2 separate regions of the Mus musculus genome follow, and region 2 is linked to region 1. The links are chromatin contacts, found by Hi-C or POLR2A ChIA-PET in ENCODE. All regions are on one chromosome and are shown on one strand. Each heading gives the region's core, a stretch centred on a gene start or an enhancer-like site at or near the end of the contact. The rest is flanking DNA. Distances are from core to core; before and after follow the strand shown.

Region 1 (7,467 bases), core at 1,728-4,227:
TCTGACCTTTCTCAGACCTCGGCAGCTGCCTACCAAACCCAACAGTAAGGGCGGATGCTCTGGCGGCCAGAGCAGAGCTCCTGGTTTCCCGTCCAACTGGGCGAGGGCTCCCAACCTGGAAGCCAAGAAGGCCCCCGGGTGTCAGGCTCAAGGCCGCTGCCGGGTGCCCCATTTTCTACGGCCTAAAGCAGCCCAGAAATCCTGCACCTAGAGCGATTAACCTGCAGCCGCAATTACTCAGCAACCCAGCCGCAGAGGCTTCTAGCGGCAGAGTCAGGCCAGACAAGGTCTACAACCTGCAGCCACTGCTCCGTGGCCTCCAGCGAGTTTCGAAGAAAGCGGGCGCATCTCGTGCCCTCTTTAAATCTCTCCCATCTTTTTATAGGGAGATAAAAAACAAGCTTGGGAGAAGAAACCCCTGGACAGAGGCCTCTAATCCAGTGGTTCCGGGAGGCCAGAACCTCTTATCTTACAACCCCCATCCCTATGGTCTCCCCATCTTTGGTCCCACTCCCCCACCCCTCTGCTCCCTACAAACCCGGACCATCAATAATTTAGGCCCCGGGAGAACTCGCGTTACCGGTATGAAAAGGCGGCAGCTGCGGGCAGATTAAAGATGAATAATTCAGCCTCACCGGGCTCCGGGCCCGGCCCCTCTGCCCTAATCTATGGGGTGGGGATTGCAACCGGGCACCGCTGGAGTTCAGGGCGGATGGGCTGCGGAGGATCTGTGCGGAACCGGGCCTAGAATGCGCAACTGCCGCTGGCGCAAACCCGGGCTGTAGCTGCTCGTCTCGCCGGCCCGTGCAGAGCCTCTCTCCCTTCCTTCGACCACCTTCTGCTCGCTTTTCTCCCCTTTGGGTTTCGAAGAGGTTCCCCGTCACTGGCCCCGATTGATGGGTCCAGGAAGCAATCCTCAAAAACCCCCGAGTGCTGCAGAGGCAGCAGGGCTGAGGCAGAGACCGGCCGCCTGGATGAACCTGCTTCATTCCCTCCGAAAAAGAGCAAGGCTTCCCGGCCGGCTGAGAGATTCGCAGCGACCCGAAGTCTCGCGTTTGGGTTTCCTTTACCTAGAAATTATTTAGGGAACTATATTTTATTGCAGGTGTTTTTTTTTTTTTATAGTCCCGTGAAGCTCAATATGTGCTTAGGAAACAAACAAAACACGGCTCCCTCTTGGATCGCGTTTTAAAGCACAAATCAGGCTAGGTCTAAAAGTTACCTTGTGGAAAGTTACAAATTATCCTTAATTATTAATCTATAGATGGGGAGGGCTTTTCTACTTAGAATATTATTTATCTTTTTAAGCAAGGGGAGATACCTGACAAATAGTTTTCGGAGCTAAAGAGCCGTTATGAATTAGATGCATTCAAATATCATTATGATATTTCCTCTATTCCTATTTTCTTATTTCTCTTCCCCAACATCCTTTTAATTTTCTTTCCTTGATTTTCCCCCCTCTTGGTTTGATTTCTCCTTCCTTTCTCCTCAGCCTTGGCATTTGTCTTTCTTTTGTTCTTTCCCTCTGATTATATCCATTCTTGCTGACCCCCTGGCCAGGGCGCTGGCTGAATGGTCCTCAACAGTGAGTGGAGACAGGCAAGGAAGTCTCTCGAGTGTACAGCATCCAGGTGCTGGCCTGGATGGCTCTACCTCTCTCCCTGACTTTGATTTCTTCTCAAAATCCTTCATTGTTTTTTTTTTAGAATGATCACTTCCCTAGGCAAAGTTAAAAAAAAAAAAAAAAGTGACCGGCCACTCTCCTGTTCCTAGCTAAAAGGGAAGGGAAGGGGGGGGGGAAGAGGTGAGGGTGGGAGAAAGGGTGGGACGTAGCAAAGCAGCCCCCCAGGAAGCCTTAACTAAGCCGAAGGGAACAAGAGGCGCCGAGAGCTTAGGCTCAGAAGGGGGTCACACCCCCAGGATCTTAGGCATAATTGTCCTGACACCAAGGCTGCCCAAACTAGGAGCCTCCTCACGATTACCCACAACTCTAAGTTTGAGGAAGGTAAAGATGAGGGAGGAGAGAGAGAGAGAGAGAGAGAGAGAGAGAGAGAGAGAGAGAGAGAGAGAGAGAGAGAGAGAGAACAGCCTGAAAACTACTGCCAATTAGTCCTTTAGTCCAGGGCAAAGACTGACTAGGGGGTGGGTGGCTGGAACCTGGGCCCAGGGTTATGGATCCCGAGAGGTAAGGAGGAGCAGGTGGAAGGAGCCGAGGGAGGTGAGACACTAGTGAAGGTAGAAAGGCAGGCAGAACCGTGAGTATGGCGTGGCAAAAAGCAGAACGGTGGCTGAAGGCGTGAGAAACACTAGGTAAGAGAAAGGACGAAAGGAGGGAGCAGGGAAAGGCCAGTGTGGCCTCTAGGGTGAGACCTGAGCGCAGGGGGCCGGACCGCGCTGGGGCTACATGGGGTTGGAACCGAGACAGGAGCCGGGCGCCGGTACTCACGGTGCATCGCGGAGAAGGGGTCTGCTTTGCAGTGCATATCCATCGGGAGGCAGAGGAGCGGGAGCAACGCGGCCGCCGCCGCCGTGTCGCCTCTCAAACTCAACTTCAGGACTTGAGGAGAAAAGGAAGGGACGGTGGGGGAGGGAGAGTGAGCGGGCGCCCGACTGCTGGGGGGCAAGCGAGGGCGGGGGACGCCGCGCCGCGCTCCACGCCGGGACTCCTCCGGGCCCGCTGGGGTTTGCGACCGCAGAGGCTGCAACTTGCCACCGTTGGGGCACGCGGCTGGGCAGTCAGCAACGCAGCCCCGGGGCGACTGGCTGGACCAAGGGGCACTTGGGGCGCATGGCTCGCGCGCCAGCTGCGGCCAGAGCTGAGGCCGGGTAGGGAAGACGGCTCACTCAGCTCCCCTGGAACCCGGTTGTCCGAGAGGCTCTGAACCAAGAGAGCTCAGGGCGGGGGCGGCCCGAGGGCGCCAGGAGGGGAGCCGGGCCGCTCCAAGTGCCGGCGAGTTGGCGAAGTTGGCAGAGAAGTAGCAATCCCCGGGATGTCCAAGCGGGCGCCCGCGGGAGGGGAGCGTGCGAGCCGGCCCCCGCCCCCGGAAAAGGCAGGCGCACGCCGCGGCGACCGAAGGGCCAGGAGGGAGGGAGGCAGCCTAGGAGCCGAGCGGCGCCCGCAGCGCTGGGCTGGCCCCAGGTGGGTTGCGGCTGCAAGAAGACTCGGCCGGAGACTGGAGCCTGGGCTCCCGGTGTGTGTCTCTCTAAAAGCTGCAAAGCCCCCTCCAGACCCCCTCCTCCTCCCCGCGCCGGGAGATGGATGACTTGTCAGACAAAGGCAATAGATTCCACCACTCTGTGATTCGCCAGCGCCGGAGCCCCGAGCTTCGGCAAGGAGGGCCCCGCGCCTGTCACTCCGGTGCTGGCGAGGGGAGGGCCCGGGAGGGGGGGGAAACGGGAGGGAGCAGCGGGTGAAGGAAGAGGGAGGGTGAGGAGCGGGCCAGGGGGAGGAGGAATGGGAGCCCCGGATTAAAACTACACTGAGAAACGAAACTCGCCGAGAAGATAAACGTTAGATAAGGATAAAGAGCGGCCAGCCTAATGAATATTCAGGCAACCACAGAGGGCCTCCGAGCGCGCGGCACTCCGAAGCCAGGCTCTCAGTCCTAACTCGCCCAGCCCTGCCATCCACCGGCCAATGCCCGCAAATCCCAGACGCCCGCGAGTCCGCAGCCCCTGTCCTAACTCGGCTACCCTTGCGCTGAGTTCCTTTCCGTTTCTCCCTGTGTCTTCCTTCCTCTCTCCCTTTCCCTCTGGTCCTTCCCTTTCGCCTTTTCCTCCTGTGGTACCTTCCCATCCACGCACGCATGATTCTCATTCCGGGGCAAAGTGCCCAGCAGTTTGTCCCCTCCCGTCCCACACGCGGTGGCGCGCACCCCCTCCCCGGAGTCTGGGCAGTCCAGACGCCTGGTTTGGAATCAAGCTAGAGGCCTCTGGCTAGAACCCACCTGCCTTGGTGGGACCCAACGGATGGTAGGAGAGCCAGGGAACTTGGCACCTGGACCCTCGGGTAGCTAGGGAAGGGACTGTGCCGGGAGACGGTGCGCAGCGGCTTGTCCGCGGCAGTGACAGAGGATGCAGAAGCCCAAGGCGGGACCAAGGCGTTCTCTTTCCCCGGCTGGGGAGAAGAGGAGGCTATGAACGCGACTGAGCGCCGCCCGCCGCCAGCTCTGCAGATCCCGAGCGAGCGCAGCTGGCGCAGCACGCCGGCCTGGCCCGGCTCCTACCAGAGCCGCTGGCCCAGTCTCTGCAGCCTGGCCCGCACTCGCTCCCTTGTTCGCTGGGGTCTTCTCGCACGCACTAAGCGAGAGAAGCCCTTTGTCTCCTAACTGGTTAAGTACAGAATATCCAGGAGATCTTTATGAAATATTTTCCCTAGTCTCATAAATCATCTTGGCACTTCAGCTGATGTTTTAACTCACCCCCCCCCCCTTTTTCGCTCCCTCCTCCCAGGCTTCCCTGGGTCTGAAAAAGGGCGGCTCCAGGAAGCTCAAGCTGAGAAACACAGCTTTCTTGCCCGGCGGACCCAAGACTCCTTGGTGTTGTCTGCAGCTCCTGAAGCCCAGAGGAAGGGCAATGAGTGTAGACAGTGCCCCTGTCCCTATAGCCAAAAAGCCTCGGCAGTAGATGGGGTTGGGGGAAGCACCCACTAGACTCTCAGCCCGTCTCAGACTGACTCCTACCGGGCATTTAGAACCGCCCACATTCTGGGTGAGTTTCAGGCCAGGCTCAGCTACACCGGATTCTGAGCTTTCCATTCCAAGGGGAGCTGGGTCGGTTGGGATCTGGGCCTTTGCCCGGTCTCCTGGAAATTTCCGGCTAGATTAATCCAATTGCAGAGTAACTGCTGGAAAGTAAGAAACTAAAAAATAAAAATAAAAATAAACCACCTTTCCATCTGCCCACCACCACCCTGTCCCCCACTTCCTTTGGTCTGAGGACTAGGTTCCCGTGGGCAGGAAGAGTAGGAGGTTCAGGGGTCCTGCCAGGAAAACCAATGCCTTCCTCTCAAGGCCTGTAGATGGCGCTCCCGGGTTTGCTTTGGCCAAATCTCACAACCTCACAACCTCAGCAACACGCACTAACTTCTCATAGGGAACAGAAAAGAAGTGTGTGTGTGTGTGTGTGTGTGTGTGTGTGTGTGTGTGTGTGTGTGTGTGTGTGTGTGTGGAAACAGAGTTATTTCAGCCTAAAAGGGTCAGCTCCCATACTGGGGAGCCAGAAGCTCTAAGGTGGTAGTAACCGCAGTAGCCTTATCTTCCTTTGAAGAAGCAATCAGTCCAGAATTTGAGGTGGGGAGCATTCAGAAGAGTTCATAAAGGAACTCTTGTTGGGTGTGCTTAAGTTAAGTCTTGGTATGTCTGTTGAGGAAACAAAAATCAGCGGAGTTCCTCACTCCAACAGAGATCCAGAGTCCTCTAGAACTGAAATATAGTTTCATGTTTCACGTCCTATGAAATGTGAACATAGACAATGGATATTTCCCCATAAGAATGGGAGTGGGGTCGAACTTTACATTTTGTAAAGAGAACTAACAATTCAATTCGTAAAACACTTTTGAAGTTGCACTTACGCAAGTATCTGCCACATACATCCTCTTAGGAATGAGGGCTAGTGATAGTCTAATTTCTATGTAGCTCCAGAAAACTCAGGCATGCCTTCCCAGGACTCCTGGGACGCGCGCGCGCACACACACACACATACACACACACACACACACACACACACACACACACACACACACACACACACCTCCAGTTTCCCTGTTAGTTTTCCAGCTGGTTTCTGGGTCTAGATAATCAAAAGGCGATCTACCCTGCTGCTTTGGAAGCCCGTTAGCCTCTGCACAGCCCTCTCTTTGGACTTTAGAAGGAAGGGCTGATTTGCAGATGTCCCTTCTCGATGGCCTCTCCTTCTGACTCCCCCTTTCCTGTTCTTTTTCTTCTTCTATGGGCCCTAACAGAAGGGGAAAGAGTAGAAAAAGAAAAGAAGAAAGAAGAGGAAAGGGAGGAAAGAAAAAGAAAGACAACAACCCAACCCCAAACACAGCCAGGGCTCGACCTGTCAGGCTTGGTTGCTTTTCCCTCATCTGACTCTAAATGAACCTTTTCTCTCTAGTGTTTTCAAAGCAGCCCTTCAACACCCCCCCACAACCTAGGGGCATTTACACTTCAAACAAGGAGCCCGCCTCCCTGCGGAAATTTAAAGGCAAATAAACTTTTGGGGAGTTGCTCTGATACCCATCTCGGGATTTGCTTCATTAGTCGCCTCTGTGCATCTGATCTGCCCAATAAATCTTCCTTGTGGATCTCAGTTCCTTCGCCTTCTCTGCTGCCACCTCTGCCATGCTCGCTTGGCGCCTGGCAGCCCCACTCCTACTACCTCCCTTCCGAAAGCCTAGGGTCAAGCTGGTTCTCCGCTGGAGCGGGCCTGCTCTGCGTGAGTGTTAGGTGTGCGGGAGGCCTGCGGTCCTGCAAGAAGGCCCTCTCATAGATACTTATGCAAAGGTGTCCCAAGCCGCATGTGACTTATACCCCAGATTTTAATGCGTCTGTGGGCGGATCATGCATAAGTAAAGTGCAGGCAGAGATCCTGTCTGCTAACCCCGCTCACCCAGGCCCCCTTTCTTTACTCTTTTGCTGGGGGTGGGGTGGGGGCGTGACATGACTGCATCTCTTCTGCACACAGGATCCTGATCCTGACCCCAGTCATTAGGCACAGGGTCTCTAGCAGTTCTCGAAGGTGGCTGTGTCACCGAGGACCTGGCAAGCAATCCCCCCCCCGCCGCCTCCCCCGCTGCAGTGAAGCATTCAGCTGTGCCCCTCCCCCCACCCTCGGCCCCGCTTGTCTTTTCTCCCTCTACCTCCTGGGGAGTAGCGTGGGGAGCTATGGCCTTAGCTCTGAGGGAGGGGATTAGAAATTCCGAAATTAAGCGTACCTCCCTAGGAAATGCTCCCTACAGCGCAGACCAAATTAAATGCATTAAAGTTGGGGGGGGGTGTTTAGAATGAAGGGACATGAAAACAAAACAAAACTGGTCCTAAGGAAAGGAAAGCAGGATCGAAAGAGGGAGAAAGCGAAGGCTGAGAAGCTGCTCAGCAGCTCAGCATCATTTCCGTTTGTAACTCACCATCTCCACCAACAAAAAAGCAAAGAAAAAAGTTCTTACAATCAAACTCTAGGTCGCATATCCCCGGGCCATTTGCACTCCGAGTGGGCCCTTGGAGGGCGTACCCTAGGTGTCCAGGTCCCTGGCAGTAGGTGACCGCTCCAAGGCCCCTCTCCTGCCCCGCCTGGCCGGTTCCCGCCAGGCCCCTCCCGCACCCCTCCCCCTGCCTAGCCCGCTTTCTGGTCACATTGGAGGATTTTTTTTTTTTTTGGAAGAGCTTCTGGTACAATATGGAGCACCGTGGGCTGCAATTTCACACTCCACAGCACATTCTCCCTAAAGCTACTTTTTTTTTCATC
Region 2 (7,467 bases), core at 2,338-4,837, 270 kb before region 1:
TGACCTTGAAGACCCTCGACGGCTCTCGTCCCTACCCTGACCTCTTCTAACTGGAACTCTTGATCCTGCTGAACTGAAATCTCTTTCTTCCTTACAGCGGGGAGTGTGGGGCCTGTGCAGAAGTTTGTCACCTGGAGACTAAGACGAGGTAAAGGCAGTATCCCAAGGGCCCCACGGTAAAGCGATGGGGGTCAGCTTAGCGGTTTTGAACAACACTCATTTAGAGCTGAGCCTGGGGAGTCAGACTGAGAACTTGGCTAGCTTACTGGAATGTATAAGGAGGACAGAGAACTTGGACAGAGGGCTTGTGTTGGGATCCCCAAAGGGATGTGGGGTGAGGGAGTGTGTCTATACTCCAACTGGGGGGGGGATTAATGTGACAGTGAAGGAGGCTGGAGTTGGCTCTCTGTTGGTGGCAGTTTGTTAGGGAAGGCCATGTTTGGGAACAGGGGCTCAGAGGGATTCTGCCCAGCATGTTCATTCAGTCTCTTGGCTGGCTTCTTTGGAGCCTCGCCCCCGCCAAGAGAAACTCTACCTTACCCTACCCTATTAGCTCTTGTCAGCTTTGTCACATCCTCTCGCCCCTGCCCTACAGACCGGGAGAGGGGCCGGGCCCTGCTCTCCGCCAGGTCTGGAAGCCCCTCTGGCCAGGCACCCACTGTGAATGAGCAGGTGCAGGCCTGGGAAAGTCGACGGCCCCTCATTCAGGACCTGGCCCGGAGGCTGCTGACAGACGATGAGGTACTAGCAGTCACTCGCCACTGCTCCCGGGTAAGTCTCTGCCCAAGGCCTGGCCTTCATTTCGGACTACTGTTCACTGATCAGTACCTGGGCTTGTTGCTGGGAGGGCAATGGCCAGTAAGCTCTCAGGCAGGAGGGAGACAATACCTAGAATCTAAGTCCCTCTAGTGGCCAGTCCTACAGAGCACAGTGAAAAGGCAGCCGTGGGTAACCCAGGAGATCTGAGGCCTCTCAGAGGAGGTGACATTTAAGTTAAGGGAGAGGAAATCAGGTGACAAACAGGAGGGGAATGTCCTTGTAGGCAAGCGACTGTGTTCTCTCCTGCCCCCAGTCTTGTCTCCCATCTCCCCCGCTGTGTGCCTGGGACAGCCAGCAGACATGGCTTTATGCCAAGGGCCTGTTCCTGTTTCTCAAGTCTGTGAGCCTTTGCTCCCATCTCAACCGTCCCCAATACCCATACTATTCTCTCTCTTTTCTCTTCGACCAGTACCAGAGGGAGTCAGTTTTGGAGGGATCCCTGGAGCCTAAGTGTTGGGGAGGCTGCGGGGCACTGTTGATCTCTCCAGGAGAACTGTAAAATCCTTTACTATCATTTTGTCTCCAGGACTCCCAGGGTCCTGTGGTGGGTTTCCTGGAGGGCCATGCATCTGTTGCACATGGGGGGCAATCTGGGCAGTTTCAGAAAGCCACTTGTTCCTAACTTTACCTGGACTGTGACGGGGCTGTGTGTTGTTATTGTGATGTGTACACTGTCATGTCTGTGAAGTGTTGTGTTGACATGCCACACATGTTCGTATGTGCATAGCATGCATGTATGTACCCATATATGATGAAGTATCACTCAAAGGCTAAGATGGGGTCATTCACACATTCTCTTTCCTAAGATCTGGTTTACAATAGAAATGCAGATGGAGGGCCCTATCATGGGCTCTGAGCTAAATTCTGTCCTCAGTTCTGAACTTTAAGTGAGCGGTGTGCTCCAGCTCTGGTGAGCCTGCAACTCCGAGATATGGCCACTAGGAGGGGCTCTGTGTCTGTATCTTTGACCAGCCCCTTTTCCCACACCCATCCTTTGCCCAGCCTTCTTCAAACCAGGACTTCATTCACTGTGGTTCTATTTACCCTGTAGGCTGAACCTACTGCTCACAGCCAACCCAATGCCCCACCCATACCCTCTGAAACAGAGCCCGGGTCTGAGAGAGAGGCAAAGTTCCCTAGTGATTAAGGCGGCATGCCTGAATCTCCTCTCTCTCCCCTGAGCTGTCCATCCACATCCCTCAGGCCAGGAACTTAAAGACCTCTCTTACTGATGCAGAGGTATTCTTCCCTCATGAGGCAGAACAGAGTACAAGTTGCTTTCTCCCACATTCTAGGCCTTACCTGGTGTGACACCCCAATCTGCCATCCCCAACTTTTCTGGGATCTTCCAGGGCCACCACATAGCTGATGTCAATTATGAGCCGCATAGCTTTAGGGGGTGCTAGTCCCATGTTCTCAACCTGTGCAGCCCTGCCGGAGGGTCTCCATGAGCCCTTGATGCCACATGAAACCTTTGTTACCTCGCTATCCTGCCTGCCCTCAGAGCTTCTGTGCTGCCCCTTGTGTCCACCCTGGAAGCGTTGGCGGAGTGGTCCCTTGCTTACGATCCTTCACCCTTCTCAGAAACTCATAATGTCTCATTGCGGTCCGTGGCTTACGGATGACTGCCACGTGAGGCCATCTGTCCCTGTTCCCACCAGAGTCCCTGACGCTCTGGGAGAGGGTCTTATCATTGTGTCTCTTTTGCCACCCAGCTGCTGATCTTGTGTTTGTGGACTTTAGGGATATGCACATATATGGTAGTGTATTGTTGATGTGAGTCCTGTAAGCATATGTGTAGGTTAGGGACACACACACTTTTTCATTTATTCCTAAATATTTATTGATGATTCATGCTAATGGCCAGAGGGCCAGCTATTTCTGTGTCTATGTCCATACGTGGTAACAATCCAAGGAGCTCTCTGAAGTTGTCTTCCTTTCACCACCAGGGGGCAGTGTGCTGCCCAAGTAACTTGGCTGCCAGTATTTCGTTTTCTAGAATCCAAGGGGTGTGGCATCCCGGCCGGTGGCATCCAGGCCGTACCAGGCAGAAGGGTACTGACTAGAGAGGCTGTAGAGCCATCCGCTTGCCAAGATCACCATTCTAACCCTGAACAAAGGGTGGGAACCGCCAGGACCACAGCCTAGTGTTGGGCTCGCATTCATTCCTTCTGCCTGGGCAAAAGCGTTGGGGGTGGGGGTGGGGGTAGAGGTGGGAGTGGAGGTGGGGGAGTCCAGCACCTGAACATTCTTTTCCTGCCCCAGGGCAAGCAATAGGAAGATGTCTTGGGTTCTTGCTTTTCCTTTACGTCTTTATCTGTGTGGCTTTGAGCAAATTCTCCCTGAGCTTCGGTTCCTCATCTGTAAAACAGGAATCATCTCAGAGTGGCCGCGAAGTGAAAGACTGCATGTAAAAGGCTTAGAATTGCCTGTCCAGATGCCATTATTGATGTTGGTACTTGTTGCAGATCTGTGGATCACTCCAGGCATTCACAAGGTCATGCATCCACAAGGTCACTGACACACCAACTTGTGGACCTTGGATAGGGCGACTCTGTCCTAGAGCGAAGATGGCCGATGGGCTCCAGGGTCTCTGTGTGCCCTGGTGTTTCCCCACACCCAGCTCTAGCTAGAGTTGCTGCTGCTGTCTGACCTGTGATGTCTCTAAATGCAGTATGTCCATGAGGGTGGTGTGGAGGATCTGGTGCGCCCCCTGCTGGCCATCCTAGACAGGCCCACGAAGCTGCTGTTGCTGAGGGACATCAGGTTGGGAGAGGCTGGGGGTGGGGGGGTACGACCCGGGGGAACGGAATGACCCTAGGACTGAAGCTTCTCCATGACTGCACCCCCTAGAACCAAGCCCTGCTTACCCCACATCCCTGCCTTCCCCAGGAGCGTGGTGGCCCCCACAGACCTTGGCCGCTTCGATAGCATGGTGATGCCTGTGGAGCTGGAGGCTTTTGAGGCTCTTAAGAGCAGGGCAGGTCAGCAGTGTGTGCAGCGGGGGTGGGGGGTTGGGGGGGCGGGCGGGGACTTCTGGCTCCTGAGCTCTAGTTGTGGGTGGGGTGGGAGTGGAGGGTGGCTCATTGGCAAAGCTATCTGCGAGCCTGGCAGGGGTGTCTGACCTCTGACCTGCTCTCTTCTCCAACCAGTGGGGCCTTCTGCTTTGAGACCTACCAGGCAAGACACGCCACCCAAACGTCACCTCATCACCCCTGTGCCTGGTCAGTCAGAGTCCTATAACCTGGGGAAAGGGGACAACCCTGGGGACATTGGAACAGGGAGAACAGGTCTTCCATCCTTGCCTCCGAGCAGGGTCACTGACTGTAGTCAGGAAAGAAAGCGCTGTCCTCCAGGCCATGTTACTCACACATCCCCGTACAGGACATTTCAAAACTACGTGTTTTTAAATCTGGTCTCTTGGCTCTGCCAAAGTAGAACTGTATTACAATACAAAATACTATTAATAATAGGTCATGTTTGTCCACCTGACCCAGTGCCCCTTTACCATGGGGCACCTAACTCTGAGCAAATCTAGACCTTGTTTGCACACACTCGGGCATCCTACAGGAAACAGTAAGCAGCAGGGTCTGCAAGGGATGGTCAAGAAAAGCCAGTTAGCCTTGACCATGTTCCGCAGATAGCCGTGGGGGCTTTTACCTGCTACCAGTGAACAGCTCAGAGGATGAAGACGGAGAGATAAGGGAGAAGCTTGGGGTCCTTAAGGTCTCCCTCGGTGCCTCTGCTCCTCACCACAAGGGAATCCCCCCTCTACAAGACGTGCCAGTTGATGCCTTTTCGCTACGCCGAGGCGCATGCGCACCTCCTCCCCAGCCACCTCCTGTGGCTCCCCGACCTCCCAGGCCTAACTGGCTACTGACAGAACCCCTAAGCAGAGAGGACACTCAGCAGAACCAGAGCCAGACCCCAGCCCAAAGCTGCAGCCGCAGTCGCAGCCGCAGCCGCAGTCGCAGCCACAGCCGAGGTCAAGGCAAGTCTCCTGGGCGCAGGCGCTCCCCTTCCCCGGCACCCATCGCCACTGCTGCCACAGCCAACGGGCGTTACCACAGGCCTCGGAAAGCAAGGCCCCTGCTTCCACGACTTCTGGATGGGCAGGTGGCCAAAGTGGGAGCCAGGCAAGGGCCCTTGGAGAATGGTCGGATAGCTGAGGAAGCAGTCGGGAATGTCTCCACTGGAGCGCTGAGGACCATCACACTATCCAAGATGAAGCAGTCTTTGGGTGAGTCCTGGGAGCACTATTAAGCAGGGTAGACTCCTTGGGTTTGAGGGAGGTTGGTGGGCCAGGGAAGGAATCTGAGTACTAAGGTATATCGTTGGAGAATCTGTTTGGAGGTTGAGACTTGAGACAGAAGCCAGAGATGGGAAGAAGGCGGGACTGGACTTGGGGCTGGGATTCTAGGATCCTCCCGGGAGCTCAAGGTTTAGGGTAAGACTGTAGTCACTCTGCTTTGGATCTTGCCCAGGCATTAGCATCTCTGGGGGCATCGAGTCCAAGGTGCAGCCCATGGTGAAGATAGAGAAGATCTTTCCCGGAGGTGCAGCTTTCCTCTGCGGGGATCTACAGGTGCGTGAAGCGCTAAGCCTCTCTAGGCCTGCGACTTAAGTATAGCAGGGTTCAAGACCGCTCCACACTTCCAACTGGGCATGTTCAGACCAGGTCATAGGAGGTGGCTTGGGAGTATGGGGGTCAGGCCGGTAAGATGGGCAGTCCTAGAGAAGAATGTGTCCCCTCATGCAAGCCTTGGCCTGAGAATGGCCCATCCTGTTCTACCTCCTCCCAAGGGACAAAGGGCCATTGTCTGTGCCCCACCCTGCCCCCAACAGCTGCAGGCACAAAAGTCCTATTGTCCACTCCCTGCACCCAGATGGGGTAGGAGTGTCCTGGCTGGTGGAGGTGAAAGGCCGCTGCCTTCAGGTTGGGTGGTGGGTGGGAATGACTCAGAACTGAATATTCCATCTCTGTGCCAGGCTGGCTTTGAGCTGGTGGCAGTGGATGGCGAAAGCCTGGAGCAGGTAACCCACCAGCGAGCAGTGGACACCATCCGCAGGGCTTACCGAAACAAGGCTCGGGAACCTATGGAACTTGTGGTCAGGGTCCCTGGGCCTGGCCTGCTGCCCCTAGCCTCTGACCTACGAGTTGTTAAGGACCAGAGCCTTGCTCCTGACTGTCCCTCCGCCCTTGGACCTGTTGATGATGCTCGGATTCTCACCCAGCTACCTCCCCCTGAGGCTAGGCAACTCCAGCAGTCTCTCAGCTCAGCTCTAAAGGTCCCTCAAAGTATCCCTAAACTCTCCCCTATACTTAAGGATCCCCATGACCCTTCCTAGTGACCTCAAGTCCTCCTGCTGCCTCTGGGTTCTGTGTACCTCTATCCTATCCATTTGACTACTGAGAGCACCACCACACTGGTGGCTCTGATCCACCCCGGCTGTCAAAAGGGCTCTGGCCTTTCAGGACAAGCTGGATGTCCAAGAACACCGTGTGCTAGTGGGCAACCCATGTCATGTGCATTCCCTAATCCTGGACTGCTTCCCAGTAAGGAGACAGACAGACTCAAGTCTGGAGCCTGTGACTAGTGTGAGGTTTTTCACGATGGACCTGGCTCACCATAATCTGAGGGTCGTAAACTGAGAGTCCTCAAGTGGGGGGAGGGTGTCACTGCAATCATCCCCCAGCCTCAAGCAGGGTTCAGTGTAGAGGACAGGATGGGAAGGCTTTTCTAGTTCCTCAAAACTCATGGTGTGGTCCAGTAGGACCCAGGATTCTACTAGATTAGTCCTAAGAATTCCATCATAGGTAGGCGAGCAGCCAGCAAGCAGAGATGGATGTCAAACAAATTCCCCTGCAGTTTCTTTATCCATTGCACTTTTTTTTTTTAAAACAAAACTTTTTTTTTTTTTTAAATTTTTTTCCCCTTTGGGTTTGTACAAGAAATTTACAGTGTGAAAAATATACAAGTGGAAATGAGGCCGTAACCCTGGAACTAGGGAGGACGGCTTGGTCACAAACACAAATAAACAAGACATTGCTGGGTTCTTCCTTTGGTCTGACTTCAGCCCCCTCAGCCCAGAAGAGGCTTGCAGAGCTCAACATGGGGATCAGCCCCATGCCCGGCCCTGCCCCTCCACGTGGACATGTTGAGGGCAGGCACATCTGGAGCAGCTGGTTGCCCTCGGGCTCTCTCTGGCTTCAGGCAGGTAGATGCGGAGACAGGGAAGCAGCCTCTTTCCCTTCCCAGCTGGAGTGGGCTGGCAGTGGCGACAGTGAGGGAGTGAAATGGCAGAGTAGGCAGGAGCCTCTGGGTGACGGTGACACAGAGGGTTGATTCTGCTGCTTCTCCAAGTTACGGAGCCACCCGAATGCTCGGCCGAGGCCCTTTGGCTCTGAGACCTGGAGCGCGTGCTCAGTGGATCCCCGGGCAGGTGGGCCTCTGTGGCTCAGACCCCTTGCAGAGCCCTAGATCTCAGTGGCAGTGATCTCCTCCAGACAGATGCAAGGGGCCGACTCCGCCAGGCCCAAATCCGCAAGCTCGCGGGCCTCCAGCTCCAGGCTCAGTTGCTGCAGTTCCTGCTCCAGCTGCCGGTTACGCCGGTACATCTGGATATAGTTGTGCTGCAGCTGCTTCT

The links. Hi-C counts contacts between places; a loop is a spot of excess contacts on that map. ChIA-PET counts read pairs that join two places held with the same protein, here RNA polymerase II (POLR2A).
Region 2: POLR2A ChIA-PET joins it to region 1 with 12 read pairs in Patski. The contact joins the enhancer-like site here to the promoter of Pax2 in region 1. A Hi-C loop is called at or near these places in 1 of 37 maps with a recorded cell type or tissue (T-helper 2 cell). POLR2A ChIA-PET finds 5 or more read pairs at or near these places in 1 of 5 experiments (Patski).

Annotation. Positions count from the first base shown.
Region 1 is chr19:44,752,416-44,759,882 of GRCm38, reverse strand. Pax2 (paired box 2) reads right to left here and starts at 2,977. Exons shown (of 10, transcript NM_001368747.1): 1 at 2,447-2,977. The coding sequence starts at 2,489. RefSeq lists promoters at 2,515-3,789, 2,515-6,692, 2,515-7,467, enhancers at 5,951-6,360, 5,652-6,360, 6,897-7,016 and a cis regulatory region at 7,327-7,467.
Region 2 is chr19:45,026,316-45,033,782 of GRCm38, reverse strand. It overlaps Pdzd7 (PDZ domain containing 7), which reads left to right. Exons shown (of 16, transcript NM_001195265.1): 9 at 98-148; 10 at 596-771; 11 at 3,494-3,585; 12 at 3,712-3,803; 13 at 3,972-4,043; 14 at 4,460-5,059; 15 at 5,304-5,404; 16 at 5,809-6,876. The coding sequence ends at 6,168. Lzts2 (leucine zipper, putative tumor suppressor 2) reads right to left here. Exons shown (of 5, transcript NM_001130526.1): 5 at 6,679-7,467. The coding sequence ends at 7,298. Among named protein-coding and RNA genes, the nearest start is that of Lzts2, 12 kb to the right of the region's middle. Within about 2 kb of position 3,587, at least 2 of the 3 ENCODE cell types and tissues checked have a DNase peak (open chromatin) inside an H3K27ac peak, as active enhancers do.